Regions from separate parts of the Homo sapiens genome. Here region 1 is linked to region 2. A link is a contact called in ENCODE Hi-C data. All regions are on one chromosome and are shown on one strand. Each heading gives the region's core, a stretch centred on a gene start or an enhancer-like site at or near the end of the contact. The rest is flanking DNA. Distances are from core to core; before and after follow the strand shown. Region 1 overlaps LOC112268156 (a long non-coding RNA gene). Region 2 overlaps MCTP2 (multiple C2 and transmembrane domain containing 2).

The links. Hi-C counts contacts between places; a loop is a spot of excess contacts on that map. Pooled maps may share reads with other maps.
Region 1: a map with no recorded cell type shows a loop between it and region 2 (7-fold over the local background). The contact joins two enhancer-like sites. A Hi-C loop is called at or near these places in 3 of 37 single-sample maps with no recorded cell type and 1 of 50 pooled maps.

The regions. Positions count from the first base shown.
Region 1 is chr15:96,040,721-96,045,159 of GRCh38, forward strand. The region is part of intron 1 of LOC112268156 (a long non-coding RNA gene); the gene reads left to right. LOC105370998 (a long non-coding RNA gene) reads right to left here. Exons shown (of 4, transcript XR_001751688.2): 4 at 1,903-3,350. Among named protein-coding and RNA genes, the nearest start is that of NR2F2-AS1, 280 kb to the right of the region's middle. Within about 2 kb of position 2,076, at least 3 of the 41 ENCODE cell types and tissues checked have a DNase peak (open chromatin) inside an H3K27ac peak, as active enhancers do.
Region 2 is chr15:94,269,449-94,274,065 of GRCh38, forward strand. The region is part of intron 1 of MCTP2 (multiple C2 and transmembrane domain containing 2); the gene reads left to right. It also overlaps the pseudogene RPL26P5. Among named protein-coding and RNA genes, the nearest start is that of MCTP2, 40 kb to the left of the region's middle. Within about 2 kb of position 2,928, at least 4 of the 41 ENCODE cell types and tissues checked have a DNase peak (open chromatin) inside an H3K27ac peak, as active enhancers do.

The sequences.
Region 1 (4,439 bases), core at 826-3,325, 1.8 Mb after region 2:
GGATGGGAAGAGGAATGAAATTTTGGGGGAGTGACAAACTTCACATGGATATTCACAATATTTATTGGTCCATGCACCTTCAGAATTTTTTCATTGAATATCAAACATTCTAGTAAATGCCTAAAGCTACTCACTCTAATATCAGTTGTATGGTGATTAAGAAGGAGCAAAAAACTGGGGGATCATGGGGACCGAGTGTTAAATTTTAACCTTGCTACTTAGTGAATCTGCCTTAAGACCTGCGGTCTGTTACTTACTCCCATTTGACTTCAATTATGCCTCAACTATTGAACAGAGACAATAGTATCAACTTTCAGCGTTATTACTAGAATTAGAAATAATATAATAAGCACCTATAGTAAGTGGCTGGAACATGTTAGGCACTCAATAAAAAGTAGATGATATTAAATTTCCTGTTCAGAAATAAACGGTATTACATTCCCAGAATTAAACTGCTGTATAAAAACTTATAAATTAATTTGCTAATTCCCATGATATTTAGAAATTGTGTATTGAGTCCCAATGCCTTTAAAGATGGTCCTGTACAAACAGGGGAACAACAGACACTGGGCCTCTCAGAGAGTGGAGGGTGGAAGGAGAAAGAGAATCAGGAAAAATAACTAATGAGTACTACACTTAATGCCGGGGTGACAAAATAACCTGTATGACAAACCCCCATGACACAAATTCACCTATATAACAAACCTGCACATGTGCCCCTGAACTTAAAATAAAAGTTGAAATAAATAAATAAAGATGGTTTTAGTAACAGTATCTTAAGAACACTAGAGAGTCATATTATCCAGGTCTTATCAGGGGACCCAGATGGGATCACCAGGTTGTCAGTACAAGGAGACTAGCATGCAAAGGGAGAGGCAAGATGTTTATAAAGTACCTCTTATTGAGTGTACACCTCAAAAACACCAGGCCAAATGATGTATATGCATTACCTAATTTAATACAACACATCTACAAGGCAAGTACTATGGAGATAGCCACTTTAGAGCTGAGAAAACTGAGATACTGGGTTCTCCAAGGTCTTCATCACAGTCCAACTCTGGAGCACATGCTGCTAGCTCCTGTGACAGGATAAATATAAGGAGCAGAACTACAAATCAAGCCTGTGATATAATAGGTATAATGTCGATTGGGCAGATGGAAGAAGAGATAATGCAGAAATTTCAGCTACATAAGTCAAGAGACAGCCAGGCACTAGCAGGTAGAACCAGGCAGCTCAGGAGCTCACTGCATGGACACTGGCACCTGGCAGGATTGTGCTGTTGGTTTCAGGACCAAGGGCAACTTCTCAAAGGGACCAAGCTGGGCTAGAAAAATGGGCACATTCTAAATGTAATTTACAATCTATGTTTTTGAAACTGAAAAACACTTTCTCAAAAAGAAAACTTTAACACAGATCGTACAAATGACCAATGAGCACATAAAGAGATGCTTAATACCATTAACCATTAGGGAAATGCAAATCAAAACCACAGTGAGATACTTCACACACACTTAGATAACTACCAAAATAATGGACAATAGCAAGTGTTGGAAGGGATGTGGAGAAATTGGAACCCTAGGAAACTGCTAGCAGGAACGTGAAATGGTCCAGCCACCATGGAAAGCAATTTGATGGCTCCTCAATGAGCCCAGTAGAGAATTTCCATATGACCTAGGAACTCCACTCCTGGGTATATTCCCCAAGGAACTGGAAACTGGTGTTCAAATAAAAACATTCACAAAAATGCTCATGTTAGCACTATTCACAGTAGCAAAATAATGAAAACAACTCAGATGTTCATCAACTCATGAAGGAATTTTTTAACATGTGACATATTCATGGAATGGAATACTATTCAACCATAAAAAGGAATGAAATTTTGATACATGCTACAAGGTGAATGAACTTCGATTGAAAACATTTATTGTAAGTAGAAGCAGTGAGACATAGAAGGTTATGTATATGGCATAATTCCATTTATATGAAACATAAAAAGTAGAGTTGGCAAATCCACACAGACAGAAAGCAGATTAGTGGTTGCCACGGGCTGGTGGAAGAGGGAAAATGAAGAGTAACTGCTTAATGGGTTTGGGGTTTCCTTTTGGGGTGGTGAAAATGTTCTCGTGGTGATGGTTGCATCACAACATGGTAAATGCAGTTAGTGTCACGGATGGTAAATTTTATGTTATATGTATTTTACCACAATTTAAAAAACAGAAAAAGAAAACCTTTATGAAAGCTCTATATGGAAAACTGATAAAAGCAGGGTAGCGCTGGTGAAATCTGGCATCGACAGGAACCCTGGAGCCATTCTTCTTCCAGCTTCCCTGGACACACTGTCGTTAGAACAGAGAAAGCCAAGTTTACTTATCTAACCCATAACACGCAGCTCTGAAGAAAAGCAGAACTGAAATTTCTCTGTTGTCACACGGAAGTGCCAGCTACACTTTGAGCCAAATGCTAAGGGAAAGTTTTCAAAAGTTCAAATTTATAGAAGCCACACTAGGAATTTTAATTTGCATGGAAAAACGAGAAACAAGCCTCTTAAAAACAAACAAACAAAGCCTATGGGAATGTTTCCAGTTATTTTTTAAGTCTTTAGTGATAGAAAACATTAGCCAAACTTTCCCCTGTTGACTCTCATGGAAAAAAAAAAATGTCAAAAAAAGGGTCTTACTTTGTAGCATACATGGCCATTTTTCATCAGTTTTGCAAAGCCAGGTTCTACCTTTTCATTTAACTTTGGGGATGTGTCTCTTAACCAAAATCTAACTTTTCAAGGTGCTTCATTCATTGCTTTAAAAGTTCCTTCAGGTGGTGGTGTCATCTTTTTGTCCACTTATTTGTTGGGAAGTCATCTACTGGTGTCCTAAGCCAGGATTCAGCATTACTCTCAGCCTTGCAAATGAATTAACGGGTGACCATCTCGCTATCTCTACACTAGAAACAGACTTGAACATACTCACCTCTTTCAGTCCTAATCTCTTCTTTCCTTCCTCCCAATTCACAGTTGCCTGCAACTGGTTCCGAGTGCCCATGTGTGGGCATCTCCACCGAGGGAGGGAGGCATGGGGTGAGGTCCTTTCTTCCTCTTTAAGGAGTGGATTTTCTCAAGAGCAACGTGGGAAGTTCTACATTAATGTTGAAGCTGAGCTTTCTTGCCACTGTGTGTGTGGCACAGGAAACAGGCTCTCCACATGATGGTAAGAAGCCTTAAACCCAGATTACGGCACCTTTCTCTCTGGAGTGCTCTTTTTGGGTAGAGGGTAAAAGGTCATCCTCTCAGACTGGATAGTTGTTCTCAGCCAATTACATGATCTCCGTGCTTCTACAAAAGGGATCTTTGAAACTGCATCAAAAGATTTTATGCAACTGATTTACAAAAAGCACAATTAAGTAGATGGAAGCATTATTCAAGACCATCTGGTGGAAGAGGTAGCATATTTAAAATTCTAGTATAATTATTAGCGGCAAAAAAGATTGTTTTAAATGACGAGCTATCCATTATCTGTCATACTCTGGTAGACTACATAGCTCCATTTATTCCATCAAGGTCCCAAAATAAAAAGATGTAAACATGGTACCATTGGAATGCTAGAACTCAAGAAATCTACATGTAGAGACGAAGCTCAGGAGAGAAGCTATGGATGGCCTTGAACTCCCAATTACAAATCTTTATTTTCTGTGTTTCACTGGAAGCATTAAAACTGCTTCAATGGAAAAGAAATCAGATTTATATTCTTTTTTCTTTTTCTTTTCTCTGGGCATCATTGAAACCAAGGACGGTGCCTTGCTGGGATTTTTCTTATCCTTGAAGGGCAATTGTCAAGCATAAGTCTCCAGCGTCAGAAGGTGTTGAGTCAGTGTGTTTCTGTGTCAAGGACTGCAGACCCAGTTGCACTTCCAAAATGCCCTCCTTCAGCTTTAACATAGTCAGAGGTGATTTAGGTCAACACTTGTGCCATGATCAGTAAGTTTATCCGCAACTAATACTTGGTTACCCCGAGGTTGTTTAGAGTATTACATACAGTTTTTAACAAATCCCTGCTCTTTTTTCTACATGGAAATAATAATCTTGTTGAGAGAGAAACCTTTTTGACAAACAGAATTGGAAAATTGGAAATAAACGTTCATTTTTGGAAATATATTCACTCTATCACCTTTGTTATCTCATCACATATGAAAACAATCACTTTCTTCTAAAACATGCCCTAGCAACTTTTAAGAAATTCTGAATAATATTAAAGCAATGCATTCCTGTTCTCTAGATTTAGGTCTGGAAGTTAGCAAGTTTATTTTATTTTATTTTAGACGAAGGCTTGCTCTGTCGCCCAGGCTGGAGTGCAATGGCACAATCTCTGCTCACTGCAACCTCCGCCTCCCAGGTTCAGGCAATTCTCCTGTCTCAACCTCCCGAGTAGCTGGGATTAGAGGCATG
Region 2 (4,617 bases), core at 1,678-4,177:
TTTACAACTCCAGATATCTGGAATCATATGTTTTCAATGATTGCCTTATGAAGATTATTGAAAACTGATATCTCAGTGTTAATTTTCAGTGTGTCTTGTATAAGCTCTCTCGTGGACAGAGCAGCTTTTATAAGGGTTAAATTTATCAGGCTCCCATATATGTGATTAGCCATTGCTGTAGACAGTTTTCTAGTATTTCATGTTAGGAAATACTCAACAAATACATTTTAATATAACCAAGGTTCTGAAGAAGACCTTACCTCTGAATATTTTCCACAGAGCCTATTATATTCCCGAGTTCACAGAAAGTTGTTTTATTACTTCAAGGACTCTCTGGGCTCAACTCTGTAGCTAAAGAATGTTATGTTATTCTCTGGGCTTGGTAATTGTGTTCCAACTCTGATATTTAGCCGTGATACTGTTGTTTCAGAGTTTGAAGTAAGGGAAGATACCTCTAAAAAAAAGGTTCAACTCTAAAGCGTTTCACTTATCCATCTATATTGTAACATTTTTTTTCCAGTTGTCCCTTTTCTCCAAGCAGAATAAAATAACAGAAGCAGGGCACAGTGGTGAGGGTATTCAGGCACCATGCTTGTGGTTCCAGCTAGTGGACGTTATGTTCCTGTTGGGGACTTTTGAAATGTATATGATGGTTTTTCTGGTCACACTGACAGGGACATTGCTGACACATAGGAGATGGGGACTATGATAGCTGCCATCTTACAGTGTACAGAACAGACCCATATGTCAAAGAATGTTTCCACCCCAAGTGCCAGAAGTACCCCCTGTTGAGCAACACTGAGATAGAGAGGCTTCAATTTCGGGCACTGTGAGCTTGAACAGTTTGCATTTGCTTCATCTGTAAAGTTGGAGGTAAAATTACCTATTGTATAAGATCATTTTAAGGATTTCTGATGATGTATGTAAAGCAGTGAACACAGGACCAGATGCTTAGTAGGAACTAGTAGAGGAATTGTTTGACGCCATTTTTAACCTTTAGTGGTTTCCCAGCCCACTCACAGTAAAAGCTGATGTCCACAGACTGGCCTACATGGACCTGTCCAATGCGATCTCCTGCTCCCCTTTGAGGTCATCTCCTGGTGGTCCCCCTCTCTGGCTCTCTTCCAACCACACTGGCCTCCTTGCTCTTTCTCCATCTCCCCAGGTGGGCTGCCTACCCCCTATCCCCCTCTCCTGGCCTTCTGCACTTGCTCTTTCTGCTATGTGAGAGGCTCTTTGGCTACATGTATCCCCCTGGTGTTCTCCCACACTTTCTTCCACATTCTGCTTACCTCATCTAAGGGGTGTTTTCCTGATGCATGATAGAAAAATAGATGCTTGGCTGTCCACAGCCACCCTTTGTTTCCACTCGGTTGTTTCTCTTCCCTTTACCATCACAGACAGACAGAAATTATTGTCTGTCTCTTCCAAGTAGTACATAACTTTCATGTAAGCAAGTACTCTGCCTTGTTCACTGATATATCCCTAGTGGCTGGAATATCCCATCGTTACTTAGGTGTCAATATGTGTATCAGATGACTGGATTAGTATTTTAAAACAGCAATGGCAAAGAAGTTGTAATTGACTGGTAACACTTGGTTGTATTACCAGTCAATCACAACAGTGTTACCAGTCAGTTACAACAGTACTTCATATGCTATTTGTGTGTATGTATGTGAGACGAGAGTGTGTGTGCATAAAAAAGTTATCCTTTCTACTAGTTACATAGATTTAAATCCAGATGATGGAATTAATAATTTACAGGAAACTCCCCATCTAAACAATTTTGATAAGCTTTGCAAGATATACCACACATTAGGTTGTCCAAAAATTGGATTTCTCTACTCACTGCTCTTCCAATTATATTATTCTCTCATCTCTTTTAATTGAAGGAAGCATGATACTTGTATTCTTACATGAGACTACCTTAAGGGCATAATGATGTGATTATATTTGGGTATATGTTTTGAAATTGGTTGCAAATCTCTAGAGGTTATCAGTAAAACTACTTGTAGCATGTTAGAATTAGTGAGTTTTCCTGTCTGCTTGGAGGAGGTGTAATTGCTCTTTGGATAGACAATAGGTGTTTGCTGTTTCTGTTAATATGGGTAGGAGCTGGGGACATGCTTTGAATGATTATGTTATGAAAGAAACTACTGGCTTGATGTTTTAGAAGCAAGAGAAAGATAAATGGTATAATATACTTATTTGAAAGATAGGTATTTGAATTTAAATTTTCTTTCTTGCTCTTTGGTAGATGTGATGATTTCTTTAAAATATTTTGCTTTGTTTCTGAAAAATTTGTCTGGATTTTATGGCTTAAAAATATGCACCATTTGTGAAACATATTCTTTTTCACACCAGAAATGGCTTTGGAACATATGCATAAAGTTTCTGTTGTTCTAAATTAGTGTTTCTTTTGGGCTAACCTTTCAATTACATTTACCATCCTAAAATAACTTCTTTACCTAAGTTGGACAAGATTTTGTACTGGAAATTAATACCTTTGCCTCCTACTATCCTTATTCCGGTGATGTTCTAAAGATAGTTCAGGTGTTCTGTTTCTGCAGGTAATTATTAGACAAGGAAACCTTTAAATGTGGTGATAATGTTAGGCAGGACCTTTGAAGTTTAATGGTTGTGTTCTAATGTAGGAACTGTTTAAGAGATCCATCTGTGTGGTTTAATCTAGGGCCAATAAACTCAATTATGTGAAGAAGTGAATTGCCTTCTCTTATATTTGTATGTAATGGCTAAGACAATTTTTTTTATTGGATGGTGCTTAATTTCAAAACTTGGGTCTATACCTGGATGGCAGATAATAACTATTCTTCTAAGGTGATCAAGGAAGTGTGTGTGGGTGTGCATGCATTGGGAGATGAGGGGTAGCAGTCCAATCAATGAGTAATTACTGATTGAACACTGTAGCCAGAGAAGCACGTGCGTTTAGCGTGAGTGTTGCGTCTGTCTACCTCTGTGATCCAGCCTCTTCTGCTCGACCTTCAGCCCAATTTTTTTTTTAGTTATCTAATCTGTTACTTTCATTTCCTTCTTTCCCACTCTCTTCTGAACCTACTTTAGGCAGATTTTCTTCTCCATTCTCCCATCAAAACAATGCATATCAAGATTGTCAGTAATCTTCATTTCACTAAATGGATACATTCAAGATTATTGTTACTGGATCTCCAAACAGCACTTGAGACTGTTGACCACTTCCTCTATAAAACACCCTTCCTTTGGCTTTTCGGTTTTGGGTTCTATTTGTCATAAGATAACACCATATTTTTTTTTCCCCTCTCTGGCTATGTCTTTCTAGTTTCCTTTGCAAGTTTATGCTGCTCTAAGAAACCACTAAGTGTTGGAGTTCTTTAAGGCTAATCGTCATAGTATAAGGCTTTTATATTTTCTTGGCAATGTCATCCATTACCATGCCTCCAATTGTCATCTGAATTGCCAATCTCTTCAACATCTTTCTCTAGATGTGCCCTCTCTCTTTGCTTCACAATCATGTGTCCAGCTGCCAATGTGGCTTTTCCAGCTGGACTTGTGAAACACAACAAAGTCAAGACTGATCTCAGGCTATCCCTTGAAAACCTGTACTTCTCAGCGAATTACCCTAGAACTCTCTAGTAGGGCTGGACTCAATAGTGACATACCGTCTCTCATCCCCTTTAGTGAGTGCCGTTAATGCAGCAACATTGCTTTCTCAATACCTGTTGTCTTTACTGATAGAACAAGAAGATGAACAAATCAAAAGCACATAGATCTAAACAACACAGCCAAACACCTTTCACTAAATGGCATATATAGAACCCAGCAACTGCAGAATTAACCATGTGCTGGGCCACAAAGGGAGCCTCTAATTTCAGAGGACTGAAAACATACTGATTTGCTTTCTGACTTAATCCTCAGCAATTAGGCTAGAAGTCAGTTACACAAACATAACTAGACAATCCCCATATAGAAATTAAGCACTATATTTCTAAAATCCAATATGTCATAGAATAAGATAGAAATCAGGAAATATATAGGAGCCAGAGAGTCACCATGAAGTTCAATCGCTTGGTGACCTGGGACCACAGCAAAAACTGCAAACGTCACTTCAATGCCCCCTCGCAGGTATGCAGGAAGGTCATGTCGTCCCTGCTCTCCAAAGAGCTGAGCAGAAATACAATGTCTGCTCCATGCCCATCTGCAAGGACCACGAGGTCCAGGTGGTTTGAGGACACTACAGAGGTTAACAAATTGGCAAGTAGTCAAGTTGTACAGAAAGAAAGTCAAGGTGTATCCATCATTTCCCAATGCATGCACACCCACACACACTTCCTTGTGTCCCTTATTCAGAAAGAAATATGTCCTCTACATTGAGCAGGTGCAGTGTGAGAGGGCCAACGGCACCACCATCCCTGTGGGCCTTCACTTGAGCAAGGTGGCTCTCACCAGGCCAAAACTGGACAAGGATCAGAAAAAATTCTTGAATGCAAAGCCAAGTCTTGACAAGTTGGAAAAGAGACAGGCAAATATAAGGAAGAACTTATTGAGAAAATGCAGGAATGAATATAACTTGTTGTGCAACCATGGTTTAACTGGAGATTTTTGGCCTAGCATGTGTTTCTT